Linked DNA regions of Homo sapiens: regions 1 and 3 are each linked to region 2. The links are chromatin contacts, found by Hi-C or POLR2A ChIA-PET in ENCODE. All regions are on one chromosome and are shown on one strand. The core of a region is the stretch at or near the end of the contact, and the rest is flanking DNA. Distances in the headings are between cores, read along the strand shown. Region 1 holds the start of RBBP7 (RB binding protein 7, chromatin remodeling factor). Region 2 holds the start of PHKA2 (phosphorylase kinase regulatory subunit alpha 2). Region 3 holds the start of TXLNG (taxilin gamma).

Evidence for each region. A loop is a pair of places that touch in the nucleus more often than their neighbours do. ChIA-PET counts read pairs that join two places held with the same protein, here RNA polymerase II (POLR2A). Pooled maps may share reads with other maps.
Region 1: a loop to region 2 is called in a map of CD8-positive, alpha-beta T cell, with 17 times the contacts of the local background. The contact joins the promoter of RBBP7 here to the promoter of PHKA2 in region 2. A Hi-C loop is called at or near these places in 3 of 168 maps with a recorded cell type or tissue (B cell, CD8-positive, alpha-beta T cell and naive thymus-derived CD4-positive, alpha-beta T cell), 1 of 37 single-sample maps with no recorded cell type and 10 of 50 pooled maps.
Region 3: a loop to region 2 is called in a pooled map, with 19 times the contacts of the local background. The contact joins the promoter of TXLNG here to the promoter of PHKA2 in region 2. A Hi-C loop is called at or near these places in 1 of 37 single-sample maps with no recorded cell type and 7 of 50 pooled maps. POLR2A ChIA-PET finds 5 or more read pairs at or near these places in 2 of 52 experiments (HepG2 and PC-3).

The regions. Positions count from the first base shown.
Region 1 is chrX:16,868,597-16,872,819 of GRCh38, forward strand. It overlaps RBBP7 (RB binding protein 7, chromatin remodeling factor), which reads right to left and starts at 1,766. Exons shown (of 12, transcript NM_002893.4): 1 at 1,442-1,766; 2 at 480-624. The coding sequence starts at 1,457. RefSeq lists enhancers at 683-772, 1,782-2,460 and silencers at 993-1,332, 1,353-1,402, 1,733-2,042.
Region 2 is chrX:18,981,943-18,986,307 of GRCh38, forward strand. PHKA2 (phosphorylase kinase regulatory subunit alpha 2) reads right to left here and starts at 2,172. Exons shown (of 33, transcript NM_000292.3): 1 at 1,913-2,172. The coding sequence starts at 1,990. RefSeq lists enhancers at 1,974-2,474, 2,475-2,975, 2,957-3,006 and a silencer at 2,167-2,856.
Region 3 is chrX:16,783,629-16,788,122 of GRCh38, forward strand. TXLNG (taxilin gamma) reads left to right here and starts at 2,838. Exons shown (of 10, transcript NM_018360.3): 1 at 2,838-2,961. The coding sequence starts at 2,860. LOC124905250 (a long non-coding RNA gene) reads right to left here and starts at 2,638. Exons shown (of 2, transcript XR_007068398.1): 1 at 2,442-2,638; 2 at 2,032-2,335. RefSeq lists enhancers at 2,234-2,433, 2,405-3,137 and a silencer at 3,184-3,623.

The sequences.
Region 1 (4,223 bases), core at 516-3,015, 2.1 Mb before region 2:
GATAACATCTTTTCTTTGGTCAATTGTTGACAAGGTCTTTTTCCCTTTACCAATTAAAATGTATTTATCTTGGATGACTGTTACGTGTGTTCACTTTGTAAAAATTTATCAAGCCATACAACACTTAAGATGTGTGAACTTTTCCGTAAATATTCTATTTTTCAGTAAAGTTTTAAAGAAACGCATTAGTTTGGGCCCAGAAAGATGCTGCTCTACATTCAAGCCCAGGAAATGTCAAATATATTCAGTGCTTCCTCCAAACACGATTAATCTCACAACAGCTTCTTTCTCCCCTTTTACCACCACACTATACACCAGAAATCATCCCACAAATCACGTAAGTTTTGAAAATAAAAACCACCTGCCACCTCATGCAAGGGCTGATTACATACTTATGTTCTATGCATAAAACGCCAAAACTAGGAAATTCAGAACGACAGTTAAATTTAAACAAAATAAAAGTTGCCAGAAACCCTTACTTAGTCACTTCAGGAAGCCACTGAACGGTAAGACTGGGCCACTGAAGAGCATGGGTCATAACCAGGTCATATAGAAACGGTGTATTCTTCTTCCAGATTTTATATTCTTCATTGATGACACGCTCCTCCACAGTATCTTCAAACACTGAAATTTGGAGAAAGCCCACACGATTAAGTGGCTGAGATAGATCAAAGTCAGAAATTGGAGGTCACCTCAAGATGGCCACACCTCATGTACTCTTTCCTTTTACCTCTAATTTGGACACGGACAACTAACTGCTCTTCCAGAAGGTGGAGAAAATACTAACAATCAGGAAGCCTATTTTTTCCATTGAGATCAATACCCCCTGCGTACACCATGTTGGGTAGTCAATTACACGGACATGGAAATTGTTTACCCTGTTACAGCTGTTCGCACCTGTTCTAAGATGACGACCTGTACGTACAGGGGCTGCGCGACCCAGTCGGGAAGACAAATGCACGTGTAGCAGAAGCCCACAGGCCTGGTCTCTCCAATCCCCATCAGGGGAGGCCCCAGCTCCCACGACGCCCGCCTCGGCAGCCATAGGCCTGAGGACCCCAGCAACCCCCGGACAAGGGCCGCGACCCCGAGGCGGTCAACGCGCGCGCGCGCGTAGAAAGAGCCGCGGCGCTCGCTTCCCAGCGGCGGGGGCCGCCTCCGCCCCGGGGCCGAGGGCGCCGGAGGGAGCGCAGCCGCTGGAGGAGGGAAGGGAAGAGGGGGGCCCAGCCCTCGGCCCCGCGCCCGGCTCCGGAAGTGCTCGGAGCCCTCGGCGCGGCGGTCCCGTCCCGCGCAGGCCCCTCGAGGCGCGCGCCCAGTCTCGCGCCCGGCCCCGCCCCCTGCTCCGCACGCCAATTCGCGCCTTTCGCCGGCGCGTGCCGCGGCCTCGCGCGCCCGCCGCCCCCCGCGGCCCCGGCGCGCGCCGCCCCGCAGGGCCTCTTACTCTCTTTACTCGCCATCTTGCGTCGGGTCGTTCGCCCCTCGCCGCCGCCTCGGACTCCTCTCGTTAGCCAAGAGCAGCCCGACCGCTGGCGCTCCTGCCTTTCCCAAGCGCGTCACACTCCCCACTGTCGAAAGCCCGGGCCCCGTCTTGCTGCCTGGGTGCTCCCCAGACGCCGCGTCCTTCTTTCCTGCCTCCTCCCCGCTCGCGGGTACCGAGGTCTGAGGCGCTCTTCTCTCTCTCTCCAAACTTGGAACGAGACTTTTCAACCCGCGCCTCCCAGCCCGCCCAGGCAGCTGAGCGCAGGCGCATCCGCCCTGGGAAAAGTGAGAGGAGGCGGAGAGGCGGGTCTGGGAGCCAACGGCTCCGGCGCCGAGACCAATGACGCGCGGCGGGCGGGTTTCACGCGGCGTTCGGAGGCGGGCTTCTGGGGGTGGGCGGAGCGTGCCGCGGCAGGAAGTTGGCGATGCGCAGGCGCGAGGGCTCGCCCGGCGCTCCCAGGGCCGGCCGCGGAGGCGGATGGGGCGCGCGGGGGCGGGGCGGATGAGGGCCCGAGGGGGCGGGGCGGATGGGGGCGCGCGAGGGCGGGGCTGATGGAGGCGCGGCTGGCCGGCTGAGTGGGGGCCGCGAGCCCCGGGGCGGCGAGCCTTGGGGCCCGCGGGGCGTGGTTGCTTGTAGCGGCAGCGGTGGTGGGGGTGAGAGGGGGGCAGGGAGGCTGCCGCCGCTTAGCCAAGCAAAATCTCAGAGCAAGAGGGGAAAATGGTTCCTGTTCTCGAGAGATTACTGTGCCTTCAAAGTCTCCCTGATAATCACGGACATGCAATTCTCTGCACCCCTGAAATGTTCTCCTCCAGCCGACTGGCCTTTCCTGGGGCCCGGTCGGGCCGAGGTGGGGCTGGTCTCAGACGGAGGAGAGCTTTTGGAGAGGCCGCGGGCGTTTTCTGCCTGCAAAAGCCGCCGGGCCGCCCTGTTAGGCTAAATGTGCAGCCTGTGGCGGCACAGGCCGCCGGCGGGCCGAAGCCGATTTACACTGTTACATTTTAATTTGTTCGATGTTTGGGTCCTTAAGATGATGGTTTGCGGCCTCTTCGCGCTTCAGGGGATTTTGTCCCTGCACTGGCGTTCCTTTCTCATCCCAGCCCCGGCCCCTGCTGAGTCATTTTTGTCACCTGCAGGGGTCCCAGCGCGACCCCACCCCAAGCTGGCGGAGCTGGAGAGAGCAGGGCTGAACTACCCTGGGCCTGCTTACCTGAGCCCTGCTCTGCTCAGGAACTTCATAGCCCCTGAGGAGTGTGTCGGGGGAGGAGAAAGCTGGCTGCAAGGCCAAAAGGGAAATAGAAGAAAATGAGGGCCAGGAGCAGAGGGGACGGAGTTGGGGGAGGCGACCAAGGTGCCTGCGTGCAAAGGGAACCGAAGTGTACGTCCAGCTCCGGGAGAGGCTCCTCTTGCAAAAGCACCCCCGGAACATTTGCTGCCTTGATACCTTTCCAAGTGCCTTCATGCTCAGATGCTATCTTGCAGATGCCGCTGTCATGCCCACTTTTCTGACCGGGACGCAAACCCAGACGTTAGTCAGTGGCAGAACCAGTCACATTCCCTTCTGTAGATATTTACTGTGTTGTTTCCGATACAATACCGTTCATTATTATAACGCCCTCCCCCCATTCTGGGTCAAGGAATCTTGTTAGTGCCTAAGGCTGAGGGGGTGGCTAGAGAGGGAAGAGAGTTGGAAGGGTGTTTAAGCAATACAGCCCTCATATTCTAGGACATTAGTTGGCAAGACTTTTTCTAAAAGGACCGAGATAGTAAATATTTTAGGCTTTGGGGGCAACTGCTCGACTCTGTCGCTTTGCAGCGCAAAGCAGCCATGGAAAATATGGATGCATTTGGCTGCGTTCCGATAAAACTACAGACACTAAAATCGTTTTCACGGGTCACAAAATCTTTTGATTTTTTTTTTCTATCACTTGAAAACGGAAAAACCATTCTCAGCTCGAGGGTCATACAAAAACATGTGGTGGGTTAGATTTAGTCGGAGGACTGTAGTTTGCCCACCTTGTTCTAGAATAATTGTACCTTATGGCTCTGCTTCAAAGAGAACCTCGTGTGCAAAGCAAGAGGCGGCTTGGGAGATGATTTGTATCCCTTTAATACAGTGTACTCATTTCTGACAAGTAGACATGATTTCCAAAACCTATTAAAAGAAATGTTTAAAGGACTGAAAGAAAAGAAATCTTCCCAGACGACTTGGCTTTAAAATCTTGATACTGTTTACCTCAGTGAGGGTCAGAGAAGGAAATATGGAACAAATATTTTGGGAATTTCTGAGAATATTCACACACTATCATGCATTTAATCCGAAAGTGTCATGTACAGCATATTTCATTAGTTTTGCATTTTTGTTGTTGTTAAATTGAATCTGTCAATTCTATTTAATTTTTTGGCCTTTTTTCCATACTACTTTTTTTGCATTAAAAAAAGTGATATGTTTTCTCTCTTGGATTGCTTAACTGTTGGGTTTGTTTTGCCTTTCTCCCCAGCCTCTTAGCTCTGGTCCTAATCTTTTCTGGCACTTTTCTGGGGTTGTTCTTTTTGTCTCTCCTGTGCTCAGCTAATAGAGTAAGGCACAAACAGGTGCACACACACAAGGAAGGGATGAATTTTATTTCATTTTTTCGAAAATGCAAATTCTAAATGGACTTCATGATTGCGCTTAGTCACAACTTGAAGTTTGAAAAACACTACACTATGATTTTTAAATTTCTATTTCTTTCTTTTTTTCTTT
Region 2 (4,365 bases), core at 922-3,421:
GGCAGAGCAGGGGATTCAAACCCAGGTCTGACAAAAGAACCAAGCTTCATCAGCTCTCCTTAAAGCCCTCTCCATCACAGTCATGAAGGGAAAGGTTTTTCAACTTGGATTTTAAAACACTTTATAGATGTAATTAGAATATATTCCAAGGAAGAAGGGGAAAAATAACCTTGATTTGCCTGCCTACTTCTTCTGCTCTCAACTTGAACATCATCTCTTCCAGGACTCCTCTACTGCTCCCACAAACTGGGCGAGGGGTCCTTCCTCAAAGCTCTCAAAATAAAGACCATCATCCTTCATGTGCAATCTCAAAAGCCAGTAAGCTCTGAAAATTTAAAGTGTTTTCGTAAGTTTGCAGCAAGCTCTTTTGGTGGCAAAAGATGAGCCGAACTAATATGAAACTCTTTTCAGCCTTTACTGAAATTATGTGAATATTCATATTCTGATGTGGAAGTAATAACCTGTTTGATGAAGGGGTGCTGCCCAGATCTGGCTGCAGTTATTATGGTATATATAGTACGTTGTACGCATATTACCTTTCTAAAAGCCAAACATTTCTGATGGGCAAACCACAACTGGTCCAAAGGGTTTCAGATAATGGACTCTGAGGCCAGGTGCAGTGGCTCATGCCTGTAATCCCAGCACTTTTGGGAGGCCGTGGTGAGAGGATGACTTGAAGTCAGGAGGTCGAGACCAGCCTGGCCAACGCAGTGAAACCCCGTCACTACTAAAAATGCAAAAATTAGCTGGGTGTGGTGGCGCACGCCTGTAGTCCCAGCTACTCGGGAGGCTGAGGCAGGATAATCGCTTGAACCCGAGAGGCAGAGGTTTCAGTGAGCCGAGATCGCGCCACTGCACTCCAGCCTAGGAGACAGAGTGAGACCCTGTCTCAAAAACAAACAAACAACAACAAAGAAAACAGATTAAGGGACTTTGGACCTATACCTTATGCATAAATGTTACTGCACTACGATCATTTATTCTTGTAACCCCAGCACTTTGTAGAGTGCTTTGCATATAACAGATACACCACAAATATTTCCTAAGTGAGGAAACAAGGCTAAGAAATTAGTTAAGAAGGGAAAATGGTCAGTGCCTTGGAAATGACCATGGCTCCCAACTTGCAGGTCAGGCCTCTAACCCCTGAATGCCACTTCCTTCGTTGACTTTGAAGGCCCTATAAATAGTTGCTGTTGATTGAGGGCAAGAAACATAGCTGCTGTCTTCACTAGGAATAAAAATAGTTCAGTGGTCTTACACTGATGGACCCACACATAATTTTAGCCCAGGAATACAAAGCATAGCAGGCAAATTCATACCTCGGACCACATGGGCAGTGTCATAGGACCCTGTGAGCTTGGGAGCCTTTGGGTCTGACCTGCTACATGCAGTGACCTTTCTAGCCTCACAATTTTCTTATCTGTAAAATAGCAACCAAAGTAGCCCCTAAGGGCTTCCCAGGTGGGTCTCTACCAAGACAGCTCATGGGAGGGACGGTAGCTGTCGCCCCACACTGCAGAGTCCTGCGTAAACTTCAGGAGCTTCTTCACTCCTGTCTACTGTTCTCATTCAGTGTAGTCTGTCCAAACCCCCCACACCTCTTCTCGTCCAAAAAAAGCAGAGTCAATGCAAAAAGAGGCAGTTTGGACCCGGGCACGGAGGCGGCTCATTCTCATCCTGAACAATGGCCAAAGAATTCTGTGAAAAGTAGCCGTAGCAACAGTTAGGTCCCCTGAATCTTAAGGAGCACGGGGTGGCAATGGGGTGGTAATCACTGGCTAGCAAGGACTAGATTCAAATAGCAAACTCTTAATTGCAAGGTCTCAGGTCACAAGAGGGCCAGACCTGGGAAGGAGAATGAGTTACATGAGAGGGTAGTTCCACGCGTTCCCTGGGGGCGGTCCCTCCTTACCTGGTAACACAGGATGGTTTGCTGCACCAGCCGCGCGTACCCGTCCAAGCGGACCCCGGAATTGCTCCTGCTCCGCATCTCCCCGAGGCTCCCAGGCCGCAGCGCCCGATCTGCCGCGTGGGCGCGGGACGTCGGGGCTGTGGCCTCCAAGCGGGTCTGGTTCCCGGACACTCACAGCCTTAGTCGGTTCTTGGGATGGGACCGGGCCGGAGGAGGTCGAGACTTTTCTAAACGCTAGCCCCAAAGTCCGGTTGGAAAGCAAGCCAACCAGAGCTCCGCGCGGCGGGGAGGCGCGGGGGCGGGGACGGGGGCTGGAGCGACGAAGGTCCCGCCTCGGCCAGGCCTGCTGGGCTCCCGACGCTCGCGGGAGCAGCGGGAAACCAGGTTCCGGGAGTGGGGCGAGGACGCCCCTGCCAAGCCCCTTTTACGTCCCGGCGGTCGCGAGGAGGTCCCCCGGGCGCGAAGAAGACGCCAGCCCACCCCAGCCGCCGGGGAGATCGCCCAGGCCGCGCTCAGCCCCGCCCCTGGCTCTGCCCCCGCCGCGGAGCGGAACCCTCCAAGTCGCGGCCTGAGGAGGAAGGAAAAGGGGGCGGCCCGGGAGAGCCGCTGCGAAATCAGCAACGGGCGGGAACCAGGTTGCCTCCCTGAGTCCCTTCTCTCCCCGGCCGGCTGCCAACCACAGCCAAGGCCAGAGAAACAGGCCCTTCTGCCGCGGCCACCTGGGCGCCTTGGACCCGCCCTCCGGACTCGCCCCCGCCCCTGCCGCGGAGTGGAACGTTTGGAACCCTGAGGGGCACAGGTAAGGGGGCGGCCCCGCCCCGCGCCCTGGAACGACCTCACGGCCCCGCCCACATCCCCGCCCCTGGCCCCACCTCCGCCGCAGAGCGGAACCCTCAGAGTCGCGGCCTCGGGGGGGACGAAAAAGGAGGCGGCCCGTGGGAGTCTAGGGGAACCCGGCTTCGGGCGGCGGACGAGTTGGCTTTCCTGCGTGGTAGTGTGGAGCCCCCCGAGACGGGTGCCAGTCCCACTCGAGGCCGGAGAAAGAGGGCCGCCTACCGCGGCCGCCTGGGCACCCCTCTGAGGGCCAAGATTGTAGTCCCACCTCTGGCCCCGTCTCCGCCGCCTAGCGGAACTGGAGTAGCGGGACCCAGCCCGGAAGAAAAAGGGGGAAGGCCCGGAGAGGTGCCCCAGCGACACCTCTGGCGCCTGTGACCCCGCCCCTAGCCACTTGGGCGCCGCTTCCTCGGGCAGGTTCGCAGTTCATCTCCCACGGGTCTACAGCTTGAAACTTGGCATTCATTATAATGTTTCGTGGCTGCTGATAACCTACAGTTCACAATCTTCGGCCTGGTATTCATTGTCCACCAAAATCTGGCCCACATAGGAATTTACTGGACAGCTAGACTAATGCAATCAATTTCCGCAAGCTCTTTTCCAGTCTCCATGCATTTACTCTATGCTTGACCCCTTCGGCCCTTCTTCCTCCTCCTTGACTAACTGAAGCCTATCTTTCCCTTAACGGCCAGCTCAGCTCCTCTATTAGCCTTCCCCATTTTCTGAATTTCTGTAGCCATTGGTTTAGTAAGAGCTTAGGACTTAGAGTCAGTTCATTTTGAGTTCAAATGTCAGTTCTGTCATTTACAAGTCGTATGACCTTTGGCATCCCGTTTTACATGTTTGAACTTAAGTGTTCTCATCTGTAAAATGGAGATAATCATAGCACCTACCTCACAGGATGACTTAAGATCAAGAGGATGAATATAAAGCATTTAGCACAAGCCTGGCTAGTAGAAAAATACTTAATAAATCATAGCTAATTTCGTTGTCACTTGGCCACAATGTATTGCCTCCTGTTGTTATTTATGTTTTCATGTGTGGATGAGGCATATTTTCCTAATTGGAATGTACGTTATTCATTGAAACAGTCTTTTGGTATCTCCTACTATGCCTGGTACAGTGTTGAGCATATAGTTGGAGCTCAATTAATGTTGCTCGCATGAGTAAATGAAATCAGTCCTGCTTAGCTGCGTTCCCTTATGTTTGGTCCTTAACCAAGTTTATATTAGATATTCCAGAACATAAATCTATGGCTTTACTCTGTCACTCAACTAAAGCACCAAACCCCACATCAGCTCACATATTACTTCATATAATACTTTGTTTTCTTAATATTGGCTTTTGAATTATGCAGTGATCCATGTGATGTGCCTCCATGAAGAATTTGCTGTGGTCTAGGGGTGAATAAAACTAGACATTGTTATCACCACTAAATGTTTTGGAATCTGAATATGTACTCTTGCTAGAATTTTCATGTATTCATCTCCATCTAAAAGCTGGGATCATTGCTTCTTTTCATTGTGGCTTTTGTTTCCATTGGGTCCTTCCTTAGGAGTTGATTTTGCAGCCATATGGGAAATAACTGATGATCTTTGCTCCTTATCTGGCATTTCCAC
Region 3 (4,494 bases), core at 1,588-4,087, 2.2 Mb before region 2:
GCCTGCAGGCACAGTTAAAAGACAATAGTCCTGGCGCAAAGGTGAGATCAATGTAAACAGAACATTGGATGACCCTTAAAGTCTTGGACATAAAGAAAGGATAGGCCAGGCATTGCGGCTCAAGCCCGTAATCCCAGCACTTTGGGAGGACGAGTTGGGCAGAGGACGAGTCGGGCAGAGCACTTGTGGCCAGGAGTTTGAGAGCAGCCTGGCCAACATGGCGAAACCCCATCTCTACTAAAAATGCAAAAATTAGCCGGGTGTGGTGGTGCACGCCAGTAATCCCAGCTACTAGGGAGGCTGAGACACGAGAATTCCTTGAACCTGGGAGGTGCAGATTGCAGTGGGCTGAGATCATGCCACTGCACTCCAGCCTGGGCGACAGAGCAAGACTCTGCATTAAAAAAAAAAAAAAAAAGAGGCCAGGCACGGTGGCTCAGGCCTGTAATCCCAGCACTTTGGGAGGCCGAGGTGGACGGATCACAAGGTCAAGAGATGAAGACCATTCTGGCGAACGTGGTGAAACCCCCTCTCTACTAAAAATAGAAAAATTAGCTGGGCGTGGTGGGGCGCGCCTGTAATCCCAGCTACTTGGGAGGCTGAGGCAGGAGAATCACTTGAACCCGGGAGGCAGAGGTTGCAGTGAGCCGAGATTGGCCACTGCACTCCAGCTTGGGCAACAAGAGCAAAACTCTGTCTCAAAAAAAAAAAAAAAAAAAAAGATATGCATTTAATTCAATTAAATATTTTTCATTTCTCTGAAGGCTTGGGGTTAATGGCATAGTTCTTTTCTTTTCTTTTTATTTTTTGAGACGGAGTCTCGCTCTTGTTGCCCAGGCTAGAGTGCAATGGCGTGATCCCGGCTTACTGCAACCTCCGCCTCCCGGGTTCAAGCGATTCTCCTGCCTCAGCCTCCCTAGTAGCTGGGATTGCAGGCACGTGTCACCACGCCTGGCTAATTCTATTTTTAGCACAGACCGGGTTTCACCACGTTGGTCAGGCTGGTCTTGAACTTCTGACCTCAGGTGATCCGCCCGCCTCGGCCTCCCAAAGTGCCGGGGTTACAGGCGTGAGCCACCGTGGCCGGCCTCTTTCCTTAATAAAGATAACTTTATTGATTTTTTTCATTCCATACATACTTAAACAATATAGAAAATCATGAAATTTGAAACCAGCCTGGGCAACATAATGCCCCATCTCTAAAAAAAAATTTTTTTTTGAGGAATAACTTACTTTTGTGTGTGTGTGTGTGATGGAGTTTCTCCTCACCCAGGCTGGAGTGTTCAATGGCACGATCTTGGCTCACTGCAACCTCTGCTGCCCGGGTTCAAGCGATTCTCCTGTCTCAGATCCCAAATAGCTGGAATTACAGAAGCCCACCACCGGCTGGGGGCGGTTGCTCACACCTGTAATCCCAGCACTTTGGGAGGCCGAGGAGGGCAGATCAGGGGGTCAGAAGTTCAAGACCAGCCTGGCCAACATGGTGAAACCCCTCTCTCTACTAAAAATACAAAAATTAGCCCAGCGTGGTGGCACGTGCCTGCAATCCCAGCTACTCGGGAGGCTGAGGCAGGAGAATTGCTTGAACCTGGGAGGCGGAGGTTGCAGTGAGCTGAGATCGTGCCACTGCACTCCAGCTTTGGGTGACAGCAAGACTCCGTCTTGGGAAAACAAAAACAAAGAAAAAAGAAAAGCCCACCACCACCACCATGCCCGGCTAATTTTTGTATTTTTAGTAGAGACGGAGTTTCACTGTGTTGGCCAGGCTGGTCTGGAACTCCTGACCTTGTGATCCACCCGCCTCGGTCCCCCAAGGTGTTGGCATTACAGGCGTGAGCCACCGCGCCCGGCCTCATAATGAATTATTTAAGACAATATATCAGGATTTCATGATGGTCTGTGCCTTTCAGAAGCTCGGCCATTGGAGATCTGGTTCCATCAGATGGAAATAGGGAATATTCCTGAGGAAATCTCCCCTCTCCCCCCCAACATCATATCAATAAAAAAAAAAATTCGGTTCAGCAAACCGAGTTTGTTGAAAAAATTTAGGTAATGAAACGAGTAAATGGGGTGGGAGAAAGCAGGATACATTCAACATGAATGAAGTGCCAAGTAAGTGTGCAGAAGCCGGGGCGGTTCAACCAAGGTGAATAGAATGCGGCACCTATCCCGCGGGAGCTCGGGACAAGTAAACCGTGGTAACAACTCTGGTGGAGGGGCAGGGCTCGGGGCAGGTGCCCGAGCACGAAACTTCAAATTCTAAGAGCCAATACACCTTCCGTCTTGAAAGTCGTGAAGTATTTTCCCTTATCCCCAAATCATTCGCGCCCAATTCCTAAGAACGGCAACAAAAACAAAAACACAAGAATGTGTCGCCGATCGTGCTCCTTCTCAAACACGGGGATATTTCTAAACTTTCCGCGAAAGATCATAACGAGTACCTTCCTATAGCCAGACATCGCCCCCAGAAACCGCAAGTCCCACTAGGATGCACACGAAGCACACTGGGTGCAGCACTCTCCCCTTTTCAGAACGCCGCCTTATGTCCCAATCCCGATCCGAGCCTGCGAGCTGTGGCCGCACGCCCTGCTGGGACTTGTAGTCCACTCCCGAGTCCCATTCCCGATCCGCGCAGACTCACACGGCCTCTATCTGCCCTTCGGTCTTGCTGAAGCCCAGCCCAGTATTCAATGCTCCCCATCCCCATCTCGCTCCGTCCCCTCGGGGGCCAACCTCCTCCGGTCACGTGGGAAGTCTCACATGCGGCGATTGGTCGTGGGGGCTCGGGGGCGGGGCGAAAGGCCCTGCGAGATTCTGTGCCCCTTGTCGGGCCGCTTGTTTGGCTGCTGCCGTCACCTCATGGCGACGCGGGTAGAGGAGGCAGCGCGGGGAAGAGGCGGCGGCGCCGAAGAGGCGACTGAGGCCGGACGGGGCGGACGGCGACGCAGCCCGCGGCAGAAGGTCAGTCAGGGGGACGCCCTCGTTGTTGTCGGGCCCGGGGGATGTTTGGGCTCCCTTTTTCAGGGTCCACCTCTTCTCTCTCCCTGGTTACCTATAGCCACGGGACGAACATCCGGTCTTCTTCCCTCCCGGGGGTGACGACAGTGGGAGCAGGTGGGGGGGGGTGGGACCGCGATGGATGGGGTGGGAAGGGACGACGGTTGGGGTTTGGCGGCGCGCGGCGGGGAAGCCGGGAGGGAGGGCAGGGGGCGCACGCGGTTCTAAGGGAGAAGGGGTGCGAGGCGGGGGTGCGCCAGGTGTGACAGCCACGTGCGGCCAGCACCGCGGGGATCCGGGCGCCAGGCGTTCCTTCTCCCAGTCACCGCCGTCACCGTGCTCCCGGCGCTGAGCGCCGCCGTCCGGGGGCTCGCTGGGGTCGTGGGCTCGCCCTCCTGGCGTCGGGCAGGTGCGCAGGGCGCGCTGCGGGGTGCCCCCGGGCTGCTCAGGCTAGGCTGTTGCGCAGTAAGATAACCGCGCGGGAGCCGGGGTGTGCTTGGCCCCCCTTCCCCCGCCCCCCTGCGCTCCCCGCCACTGCGCGGGCGGGCAGGCGAGCGGGTGAGTGTCGCAGGGCCGGTGCGAGCGGGACGCTCGGCCCCCGGGACCTAGACCCCGGGGCTCCGAGGGCTTGGCTGCACGTGGGGCCGGGGATGGATGGGGAGGCGATGCTGGAGGACCTCGGTCCTGCAGAGTTGGGATATCGCATGATAGCTGGTCCTCCCAGTCCTATTTACCACCCTCCTCTTTTTTCCCCTCTTTTTTTTCTTTCATTTATTATTTTTTTAATTTGATGAGTGGAAACTTGAATGCCTTCCCGACCCTGGCCTTGGGTCTTTCTTAATCTGGGAAACAGGCCGGACTGTTCCCCTTGCCTTACTTGACTCACGTCAAGGAGTTTTCAGTCCCTCCCTAGATACAGGAAAATTGAGACCTCTTTCAGAACGGGACAATTCCACTTGTTCTGGAGCTCAGTGGGTGGAGTTTGAAAAAGATTGCACAACGAACGGGGTACAGGGTTTTCGGGGCCCTGGAATGGATAATTGCGGGGACTGAGACTGGGAAGGTGGGAACCCCATCTCTTTTTTTCCTTGCAGGTGAACATACTGAAACGTTCGACTTGTTGGATATCTTGCTTGATCACCGAGGGCTATTTAATATTACTTAATTATGTATTTGAACACTCTTAACTCCTGTATGAAATTACGAAATAATATTTTTCTAATGCAATTCATAAACTTCAAATGGGAGAACAAAGGTCCAGTTTACGTCTGAGCAGAGTGTTAAGAATTAGCTTTTTGGGGCCTGTTTCTAAGGTCAGGTATTTTCATGTTTCTGCATGACAGTGTTACTACTTCTCAATTACCTCTCTTTCTTTCTCTCCCTCTCTTTGTATTCTAAAAGAAAGATCCAGTGCTTGCAGGACTGAAAAAGAAGCTGTGGACCAATGTCCTGTAAGGGATTCAACACCATCACTTTGGACACTTCACTTATTCCCTA